Linked DNA regions of Homo sapiens: region 2 is linked to region 1. Evidence: read pairs that join two places in POLR2A ChIA-PET (ENCODE). Cell type or tissue: MCF 10A. All regions are shown on one strand. Links, peaks and the distances in the headings refer to the core of each region. The heading gives the core; the rest is flanking DNA.

Region 1 (5,381 bases), core at 323-5,322:
ATAATAATAATCTCATCCTCTTAAGTCTAAAAAGTACTGGTGAATCTGAGGGAATGAAAAGTCACCCTTCTTATTGTCTGAGGATCTTTTTCTAAACCTCTGTTGAATTCATTCATTCAATTAGCCAAATATTTATTGAGCACCTAATTGTAAGCCAAGCTGAGAGTACACAAGTGACAAAAATGAACAACATTGCTGTGCTCATGACACCTCCATTCTAGTTGGGTGAAACAGATGGTAAACATTTAAATCAAGAAATAAGATAATTTCATATAGATAATTTTTATAGACAGAAATAAAATAATTTCTCCTAAGGAAATAAAGTATGATGGGATAGTGACAGTGAAGGTATAATTGTAAAGGGTTTTTTTTGTTTAATAGCCCTATTGAAATATAATTGACATAAGATAAATGGCATGTATTTAAAGTGTACAATTTGAAAAGTTTTGACATCTATATACATCCATGAAACCATTACCACAATGAAAATAATGAACATATTTATCATTCACAAAAGTTCTTTGTAGAGGGGAAACTTGTTTAGGAAGAATTTCTTTTCAAGAAATTTGTCTGAAAAGTTGATACTTGAATTGAGACCTGAATGATGAGAAGGAGTCATCCAAGGAAAGAGACTTCCAGGCAGGCAGAAGGAACAACTAATATAATGATGCTGAGACATGAGTGAGTTTGCTGTGTTCCAAGGGCAGAAAGCAGACTGCTGTGACTAGAATGCATTGCCTGAGCAAGAAAGTGGTACAAGGGGCTGGGTGCAGTGGCTCACATCTGTAATCCCAGCACTTTGGGAGGCCAAGGCAGGCAGATCACCTGAGCTCAGGAGTTTGAGACCACCCTGGCCAACATGGTGAAGCCCCATCTCTACTAAAAATACAAAAATTAGCAAGGCGTGGTGGTAACACGCCTGTAATCTCAGCTACTCAGGAGGCTGAGGGAGGAGAATTGCTTGAACCTGAGAGGCAGAGGTTGCAGTGAGCCAAGATCGCACCAATACACTGCAGCCTGGGCGACAGAGCGAGACTCTGTCTCAAACAAAAACAAGCAGTGCAAGATGATGTTGGAGAAGTGGACAGGTGCCAAATCATGTAGGACCTTGTAAACCAGAGTGGGAATATTGGATTTTATTCTAAACATATTAGGGAACCATTAGAAGGTACTAAGCCAGGGAAGTGACAAGATTTGATTTACTTTAAAAAAATCACTTGGACTTGTATCCAGAATATAAAAGAACACCTATAACTCAATAATAAAAAAGACAACCCAATTTAAAAATAAGGAAAGGATTTGGATAGATATTTCTCCAGATAACATACACAGATAGCCAATAAGCACTTAAGATGCTCAATATCATTCATCATTAGGGAAATGCAAATCAAAGCCACAGTGAAATACAACTTCACACCCATGGATACAGCTATAAGCAAAAGACAGATAATAACAAATGTTGCTGAGAATGTGGAAAAACTGGAATTCTCGATCATTGCTGGTGAGATTGGAAAATGCTGCAACCACTTTAGAAAACAGTTTGGATGTTACTCAAAATGTTAAAGAGTTACCATGTGACCCAGTAAGTCCACTCATAGATATATACCCAAAAGAATAGAAACATATGTTCACACAAAAACACATAATGAACATTCATGGCAGCATTATTTATAGTAGCCAAAAAGATAAAACAACCCAAATGTTCATCATCTGATAAATGGATAAATAAAATGTGGTATAGCTAGAGGACAAAATACTAATTGGCAATAAAAAAGGAATAAAGTACTAATACATGCTACAGTATAGATGCATCTTAATAACATTATGCTAAATGAAAAGCCAGTCACAAAAGATAATCATTGATGATTACATTTATATGAAATGTCCAGAATTGGCAAATACACATAGACAGAAGTAGATTCGTGGTTGCCAGTGACTAGGGGAGGGAAAATGGGAAATGACTGCTATTGGGGTTTCTTTTGAGGATAATGAAAATGTTTTAAAATTAGGGATGATGTTTGCACAACTCTGAATATCTTAGAAAACACAAATGTAGGGTGAATTTGTGGTATGTAACTTATGTCAATAAAGCTATTATCTAAAAAAAATTACTTGAGCTGGTCTGTGGAGAATGAGTTGTACAGTGGTAATTGTGGACAAGGAAGAAATGAGGTTGCTTGGATTAGGATAGTTGCACTGAGGTGGAGAGATCCTCGGGCAGAATGAAAGGGAAACACACTTCTTGGCTCAGGAAAGTGCCACTCCTCTCTGTGATGCAAGAAACAAGTACCCTGGGGTCAGTATGGTAAATGCATTGTGAGGAAGCACTGTGAGGTAATAGCTCTGTGGAAGCAGCAAGAAGCGAGGTACCTTGGAACTGATAGCAGAGTCATTTTTGTTACTTGAGGCTAAAACAGGATAAGCCTTGGTGCTCTGGGCTTTATTCAGTTAATAGGTTGATTTTCTCATTTTCATGCCTAGGGAATTCACTGTTCTTTTGACTGATAAATCTAGAGCAGTTAGGCAGTTCTCCAGAGCCAACAGAGCTGACGGTCTTTGTGTCCAGGTTGCTGGATATGCATTCCTTTTTGGCTGCAAACCTTGCTGATAAGAAATATGACTCACTCTGTGGCTGATGCTTCCAGAGAAGTTTGCTGACTGTTTTCCTCTCTTCTGTGTCTCTGGAGTCCTTAGATTTTCAACAGAAGATGGTCAGAGGACCAGGCTCAGAAGGTAGAGAGAGACCTTCCAGGTGACATTTCCAGACCAGGTGCTTCAGTCATCATTCCAGCAGTTAGGTTGTTCCCTCTAACAACTGTCTCCTCCCACACTTTACACCCTCAGTAAGTCCTACAAAAGCGCTTTCTATAACAGCAGAAGTTTGGCCAGCAGTCTCCATGTCCTGGCTAAGGAGCAAGTGATGCAATGTGGAAAAAATGTGGTTACTCAATTCATTTCACAAAACAAGTTGTTCTCTGTGTGTAAGCCTGTTCTCTTTCTAATCATACTATTTCCTCCTTCTTTCCTACCTTCTGGTCATTAGTATGCAAATGTTAAAAATTCAGAGTAAGATAATGTTTCCTGCTCATGGCAAATAGGAAAAACCAATATTTATTTAATGTTCCTTTACACACAGATTTTCATTTTATCTTCTGGTAACTCTGAACAAGGTATAATTATTTTCAGATACATTTTATTTATGAGAAAACTGAAGCTCAGATAATTAAATGACTTGGCTCTGTTGATATCTGAGTCTAGAGAGTGAAACCATGGAGATCTTTTAGTAGAGCCACCTGTCAGGACCAATATATCACTGAGGCATATTGTTTTCACACTTGTCTCCCTGATACTCTTCCCATTCTCCTTTGGCCCTTCTTCAAAGCTTCATTTGAGACCCTGGATTTTGGCTTCCAAATCCTGATAAAAAATAGGAAAGAAAAAGTATGGTGTAGTATCAGAGCACTGAACTGGGTTCTAGTCCCAGCCAGGCCACAAACTTGGTTACGTCATTGAGCAAGTCATTCTTACATGTGAGAGGCTGAACTACATGATCCCTAGTGGGCACTTTTACCTCTGTAATACTATCTAGTTTAATGATCTTGGGAATAGGTAGCAGGTGACTCCTGTGCCTCTGTCTCCTACATGATTTTAGGTTCATCAGCTCACCTATCACCTATCTCTGCCTTTTTGAAGTAATTCCTGTGTGCCAGCTGTCTGCTGCCTCTCTTTTTCTCCTTTTCTAAGCCAAGTAGTATCCCTTTTAGTTGCTAAACTCCTGTGGCCAAGCCAACTCTGATGGGTAGTAACTACCAAGCGTCCAACTAATCCAGAGTACTTGGTTATAAAAGGCAGAAGCTTTTTACTTTTAGCTTATTTTTTGTGACTTAAAATAAAACTGAAACAGATACATGCTTTAGTTTTTAAATGTAAAAAGCAAAATGAAGAATTCAGTACATATGGCATGACTATGATGCTAATCATACCTTTAGCCATCATGATAATCCACTTGACTTCCCCTTGCTCTGATTTCAGGCTGGGAAAGCCAGTTTCAGATTATACCTTAGCTCCCTATGTGGATTGATAGCAGCGAGACAACATGAGACCCAAGCTACTTTATATTTTTATTATAAATTAATATATTGCTATTCTGGATTAGTACATTCGTCTCTTGTGACTTCATATGTTGTTAAACTGGATCTGTCTGCTGTCTACATGCTAATCCAAATATGGGAATCTAGTAGAGGTGCTGCACTTTAGCATACCTGTTAGAGTACATGGTCAACCAGGCCTCCTTTACCCTCTCAGTCTACCCTTTCTACCTGCGACAGGTTTCTTTGTACAAAGCAAAAATTTCAAAATCGGACTCAACATCGTGGCTCACGTACAGGATTCTTACACTGGTCTGGAGGGTAATAATTTGATGCTTAGAAACAAAACTTTCAGAATATCTTTTCCTTTTTTTATTTGGAAAGTGCTTTCCATACTTAAAGAATGTTCTCTTTTTGTTTTAAAACCACATACGAAATTATGCCACAATCACTTTGGGATTCTAGGGCAGAAAGAGTTAATTAAATTGTAATCCTAGGCTAGGCGCAGTGGCTCACGCCTGTAATCCCAGCACTTTGGGAGGCCGAGGCAGGCAGATCACAAGGTCAAGAGATCGAGACCATCCTGGCCAACATGGTGAAACCCCGTCTCTACTGAAAATACAAAAATTAGCTGGGTGTGGTGGTGCCCACCTGTAGTCCCAGCTACTCGGGAGGCTGAGGCAGGAGAATCGCTTGAACCCAGGAGGCAGAGGTTGCAGTGAGCCAAGATCATGCCACTGCACTCCAGCCTGGTGACAGAGCAAGACTCTGTCTCAAGAAAGAAAAAAAAATGTAATCCTAGACTACAGAGAGAAAAACTAGGATAGAGGCAAGAATAATACAACTTAAGGCTAACTTGTAGGTCTCAACATGAGGTCACCTGATAGACTGATCTTCCTCATCCATCCATTTATTCAAATTCTAACTATCAAGTCATGATTAAGTACTAGTCATTGGCTCAGTTGATGGAGATTCTGCCGTTAGTGTTTACAGTTTTGTGAACATATAGACCAATAAAGTACGACTTTGGAGGAATAAAGTACAGAGGGACCCCAACCTAGATTGAGGGGACTGGAGGTTGGAGATCTCTATAACCTCCCTTGAGCCTAGCATGTCTAACATGGGCTGCTCTATAGCTATTGGGTAAATGGATGAATAAAGGACAAGACTTCCAAACGAAGGCTTCCAAATGAAGTGATGTCTAAGCTGAAACCTTAAGAATGGGAAGGTAGAGAAAAAATTCTCTCTAGCAGTGGAAACAGATTAGTGTAGGGCCAGAAGTTAAAAAAAAAA
Region 2 (5,381 bases), core at 90-5,089, 220 kb after region 1:
CCTGACCTCAGGTGATCCACCTACCTCAGCCTCCCAAAGTGCTGGAATTACAGGCGTGAGCCACTGCGCCCAGCCCAGGTCTTGACATTTAAAAGGAAGTTTTGGGTATCTCTCCCAACTGTGTAGGCCTTTACATTGAAATTCTGGATTCTGACACTGTTAGGTCTCCTCTACTCTTTCAAAAAATCCATTTAGAAAGGCAAAGCTAAGGATGAGCTGCTCATCTGCTGCTGAATCTGCCCCCGACTGGAAGCAACAGATGCCTCAGCAGCAAGGGTGGAGAAGGCCAGGAACATGGCTGGGAATTCAAAATTCATGGAATAATAGTTTTCTTAAAATCTCTTTTCCCTATATATACAATGTGTTTTCAAGTCTCAGCTCATTTAATCTTCATGTCAACCCCCGGAGGTCTCACAACATCAACCTCACCCCTTGGTGCAACATCAGCCCATGGACCTGGAGCCCATCTGTCAGGTCCTTGTTTTCTTTCATTCCCTCCTCTCATTCTCTGCTGTCACTGCCTATATTCTGAGTTCATTATCCAAATCCAACCACTTACTAGTGTGTGACTTTGTGCAAGTTTACTTAATCTCCTTGTGCCTTAGTTTCTGTAGCACACAGATTCCATAGTCAACATTCAGAAGAATTTACTGGGCACCTACAATACTTTAGGCACTGGGGATATGGCAGTGAAGCAAATAAAGAAAAATCTCTGTCCTTGTGGAGCTGACATTCTAGTGGGGTGAGGGGAGGGGAGGGAAGGGGAGAGGAGAAGAGAAAGATAATAAACCAGAAAGTAAAATATAATTTATAAAATGTTTCAGATGGTGACATGTAGTATAAACAATAAACAGGGAAGGGGATACAAGGTGCCTGGGTAGGGGAGGAAGGTGAGGTTTTGTTTTGTTTTTGAGACAGGCTCTCGCTCTGTTGGCTAGGCTGGAGTGCAGCAGCAGGATCATGGATCACTGCAGAGTCAACCTCCTGGGCTTAAGGGATCCTCCTGCCTCAGCCTCCAGAGTCACTGGGACTACAGGCACGCACCACCATGCCCAGCTAATTTTTTAATTTTTCGTATAGATGGGGGGGTCTCCTTATGTTTCTCAGGCTGGTCTCAAACTCCTAGCCTCAAGCAATCCTCCCACCTCGGCCTCCCAAAGTGCTGGCATTACAGGTGTGAGCCATTGCACCCAGCCAAGTTGTTATTTTTAATGGGGTGGTTAAGGAGGATCTCACTAGTAAGATGACATTTGAACAGAAATTTGAAGGAGAAAATGACACGGATATCTGGGAAGATGGCATTCCAGGTAGAAGGAATGGCAAGTGCAATAATTCTGAGGTTAATGGGAAAGCTGGCAAGGGGGTCAGTGTGGCTGGAGTTGGGGGGAAGCATGTGGGAAGAGGTCTGACAAGGGGCTGGGGAGACAAGGACTGGATCATGTTGGGATCTCTCTGCTATTATCAGGACTTTGACTCTAGGGAGCTGGGAAAAGGTTTGAGCAGGAGGAACCTGATCTAGCTTTGTATGTTAAGGTCACACCAGCTGCTGCGTGAAGAATAGGTCGAAGGGGCAGAGGCAGGGAGCCCATCAGTAATGGGGCCGCTGCAGTAATTCAGGTAGGAAACAGTGGGGACTTGGCCCACCTGGCAGCAGTCTGGAGGAGAGGGGTGAGAAGACCAGAAGGTATGTACCGAAGTTAGAACCGACAAGATTTGCAGATAGATCAGATATGGGAAGTAAGAAGTGGAGGGTGGACAGGGATGACTCCAACATTTTTAGCCTGAGCAACTGGAAAAGTGAAACTGCTATTGACTGAGATGGAGAAGACTGAGAGAAGCAGGTTTGGGGAGATTGTTTTCGGACTCGTTAAGGTTAAGATCCTATTAGACATTCAGTAGAGAAGCCAACCGGCTATTGCACATATAGGTGTGGAATTCAGAAGGGAGGTTCAGGCTGGAGATAGAAACATTGGAGACTTTAGTGTTTTGATGACATTTCTAGAAGGAGCTCATGAGAGAATCTACTTCAGATGGGTGTTGTGGGAATTAGATGAGTTAAGCACCTAGAACATAGTAGGCATTCAATAAAGGTCGGCTATTACCAAGATCATTTCATGTCCCTTGCACTCCCCCACCGGCTTCTCACCACAGCCACCTCCATGATGGCCTCCACACTGCTGGTCAGAGTGAGCTTTCTACAGCACAGACCTGCCCATCCCTCCCTGCCCAAACCTGCAATGGCTCCCTATTGCTTAGAGAATAAAGTGTGCATATTTCATAGACTTCACAGACTGCCCCTAAAGCCTTCCCTGATCTGGACACTGTCACCCTCACCAGCCCCAATTTCTGCCACCACCCCCCACCTCCCACCTCATTCTCCAGCAGTAATAGGGAACCCTTTGTTCACAGCTTGTTGTCTTTGAACATGTGGCTGCCTCTGCCTTGACTTGTCCAGCAGCAAACCCAAGTGATTCTCACATCCTCTAAGAAGCTTCCCTCTCCACCCAGGGGCTGTTCCCTCTTCCCTGCAGACCTGCTTCCTACCCTTACTAGTGCTCCTTGAGGGGAAAAATGTGTTCCTTCCACTCCTGTTCCCGCAGCACCAAACACTGAGCCTGCCATAGGCAAGGGGCTGGGGGAGGGTAAATGAACAAAGGAAGAAGAGCTGATTCTCCATGATGGGTTTTTTATTGTTAGCATGTTTGAGTTCATGAAGACCCAGAGAGGTGCAGGTACTTGCTCAGGTCACTCAGTTGGTGAACCCTGTGGCCAGGAGCGGACTCCAGGCTTGTCTGATTCAAAGTTCCTGACTCAAGCGCATGTGCATGCACGGGCATGCACACAGGAAAACACACACACCCACACACGCACACACGCACACACACAGAACAATCTCAGGGCACCTGGTGGCTGGGGGTTCTCTTGATCTTCCAATTGTTCCCTTCTTGGGAATGGATCCAGGGAGAAGGTTAAGGATTTAGATTCAGAATAGGTATTCACTTGTTTGTTTAAAAAAAAAAATTGTAGAGATCCAGTCTCCCTATGTTGCCCAGGCTGTCTCAACCTCCTGGGCTCTAGTGATCCTCCTGCCTCGGCCTCCCAAAGTGCTGGGATTACACACATGAGCCACTGCACCTGGCCAGTGTTCACTTGTTTATTCAGTAAGTCATTCATTCATTCATTCTCTCACTCACTCATTCACAATCAATCATTTGTTCTACTTCCAATTTTTACTCCCAGCAGATTAAGACCCTACCTCCTAAGAGCTGAATCTGAGGAGAGCCTGGTCAGGAAACAAGGCAGCACAGGGCCGGGAAAGGAACACCAAGGGCTTGTGGAGGACCTTGAAGGGTGAGAGGAGTTTACCAGGTGGCCCTGGAAAAGGATATCCTGACGTGCGGCTGCAGCATATGCAAAGACCCAGAGACTTGAAACCACCACTGAAAGGAGGGCACCTGGGGAGGTGGGAGGAGTGGCAGAGGATCACTGCGGGGAGAAGTTTGGAGACATGGGCAGGGGCCAAGGTGAAGATTAATTTGGGAGTTAGGTATGGAGGAGCAGGGTTAAGGTTTAGGTTGGGTTTAGGATTAGAGATTAGATCTTGAAATCAGATCATTTCTTTTTAACCTGCCTTTTCCAGAAGGATTTCATGTGGCTTGTATCAGTGATAAAGATCTGCAGTTATGATTAGGCCTGCCAAGAACCTAAGGATCAGGAATGGGCTTTATGGTTGGGATCCAAGATGCAGTAAAAATGAGGTACTTGAGGGAGCAAAGCCAAAGCTCGCTGGGCATAGGTCTTCATTTTCTTTTTCTTTTTCTTTTTCTTTTTTTTTGAGATGGAGTCTCGCTCTGTCGTCCAGGCTGGAGTGCAGTGGCACAATCTCGGCTTACTGCAAGCTCCGCCTCCGGGGTTCATGCCATTCTCCTGCCTCAGCCTCCCGAGTAGCTGGGACTACAGGCACCCGCCACCGTGCCCGGCTAATTTTTGTATTTTTAGTAGAGACGGGGTTTCACTGTGTTAGCCAGGACGGTCAGGTCTTCATTTTCTTTCTTTTTTCTTTTCTTTTCTTTTTATTTTTGAGACAGGGTCTCACACCATCACCCAGGCTGGAGTGCAGTGGCACAATGTCATCTCACTGCAACCTCCACCTCCCGGGTTCAGGCAATTCACCTGCCTCAGCCTTCTGAGTAGCTGGGACTACCTGCGCACAACACCACCCAGGTAATATTTTTGTTTGTTTGTTTTGAGATGGAGTTTCGCTCTTGTTGCCCAGGCTGGAGTGCAATGGCGCAATCTCGGCTCACTGCAACCTCCGCCTCTCGGGTTCAAGCAATTCTCCTGCCTCAGCCTCATGAGTAGCTGGGATTACAGGCGCCTGCCACCACACCCAGCTAATTTTTTTGTATTTTTAATAGAGATGGGGTTTCACTATGTTGGCCAGCTCTGCTCTTGAACTCCTGACCTCAGGTGATCTGACCGCCTTGGCCTCCCAAAGTTCTGGGATTATAGGCGTGAGCCATCGTGCCAGGCCTGTTTTGTATTTTTTGTAGAGATGGAGTGGTGGGGGAGACCTGGGTCTTGCTATGTTGCCCAGGCTGGTCTCGAACTCCTGAACTCAAACAATTCCCCCGCCTAGGCCTCCCAAAGTGCTAGGATTACAGTTGTGGGCCACCACTCCAGGCAGGTCTTCATCGTCCTCCTTTCTGAAGCATGCATCTCCCGGCTGTGTAGTCTTGAGACTTAACCTCTGGGCCTCCTGATGCCCACCTGCTAAACTGCTGTGCAGATGAAGATGCTATTCGTCTTGCACATCTTCTCTGGGTCAGGCACCACCGGGCAGGACAGATGTTCTCACCTACTCCCGCAATACCCCAATGTTGAGCCGTAATGGAATAGTTTAATCCACACCGCCGGCATACATTAGGTGCTCCGTCCAGGCTAGTTCTCTCCCCTTCCCTCATTTCCCCACAAAGCCCCTTGGTGGCTGGGGCCGCCCAGGTGTGCTGACTCACCTGTCTAGAGGAACGGACTGCGCCAGGGGCTGTATCGCTCGGGCCCCGCCACCCCCTGCCCCCGCCCGTCCCGGGCCAGCGCGGTGCAGCCGGGGTCCTGAGCTGCCCCAGGCTGGGAGCAGCGCAATTATCCTAATTACAGCCCGGCCTCCGCGGTGGTGGTGAGCGCGGCCACGCCGTCCCGAGAACGCCCCCGAACCAGGGCCCGAGCGTGGGAACCGCCGTGCCCTCTGCCGCGGGCGGCGGCGGCAGCCGCGTCGGGGACTCGCCCGCCCGCCAGGCCTGGATGGGCGATAAGCCTGCCCCGCCGCTCACACCCGCGGCTAATGACCCGGCTGCGCTCGGCGCGCATGGCCCCCTTTCGAC

What was found. ChIA-PET counts read pairs that join two places held together with the same protein. Peaks named below come from ENCODE experiments on the same cell type or tissue, not always from the same donor. Only the 100,000 strongest peaks of a DNase experiment are listed, where the experiment ranks them.
Region 2: POLR2A ChIA-PET joins it to region 1 with 6 read pairs; 1 of 35 experiments calls an interaction of 5 or more read pairs at or near these places.

What each region holds. Positions count from the first base shown.
Region 1 is chr1:41,107,021-41,112,401 of GRCh38, reverse strand. All of the region lies in intron 8 of SCMH1 (Scm polycomb group protein homolog 1), which reads left to right. Among named protein-coding and RNA genes, the nearest start is that of SLFNL1, 88 kb to the right of the region's middle. In MCF 10A, for the core only: no CTCF peak of the experiment used is centred there; DNase peaks (open chromatin) are centred at 2,281 and 2,901.
Region 2 is chr1:40,884,269-40,889,649 of GRCh38, reverse strand. No RefSeq gene overlaps it. Among named protein-coding and RNA genes, the nearest start is that of CITED4, 25 kb to the right of the region's middle. RefSeq lists an enhancer at 5,330-5,381. In MCF 10A, for the core only: no CTCF peak of the experiment used is centred there; a DNase peak (open chromatin) is centred at 2,839.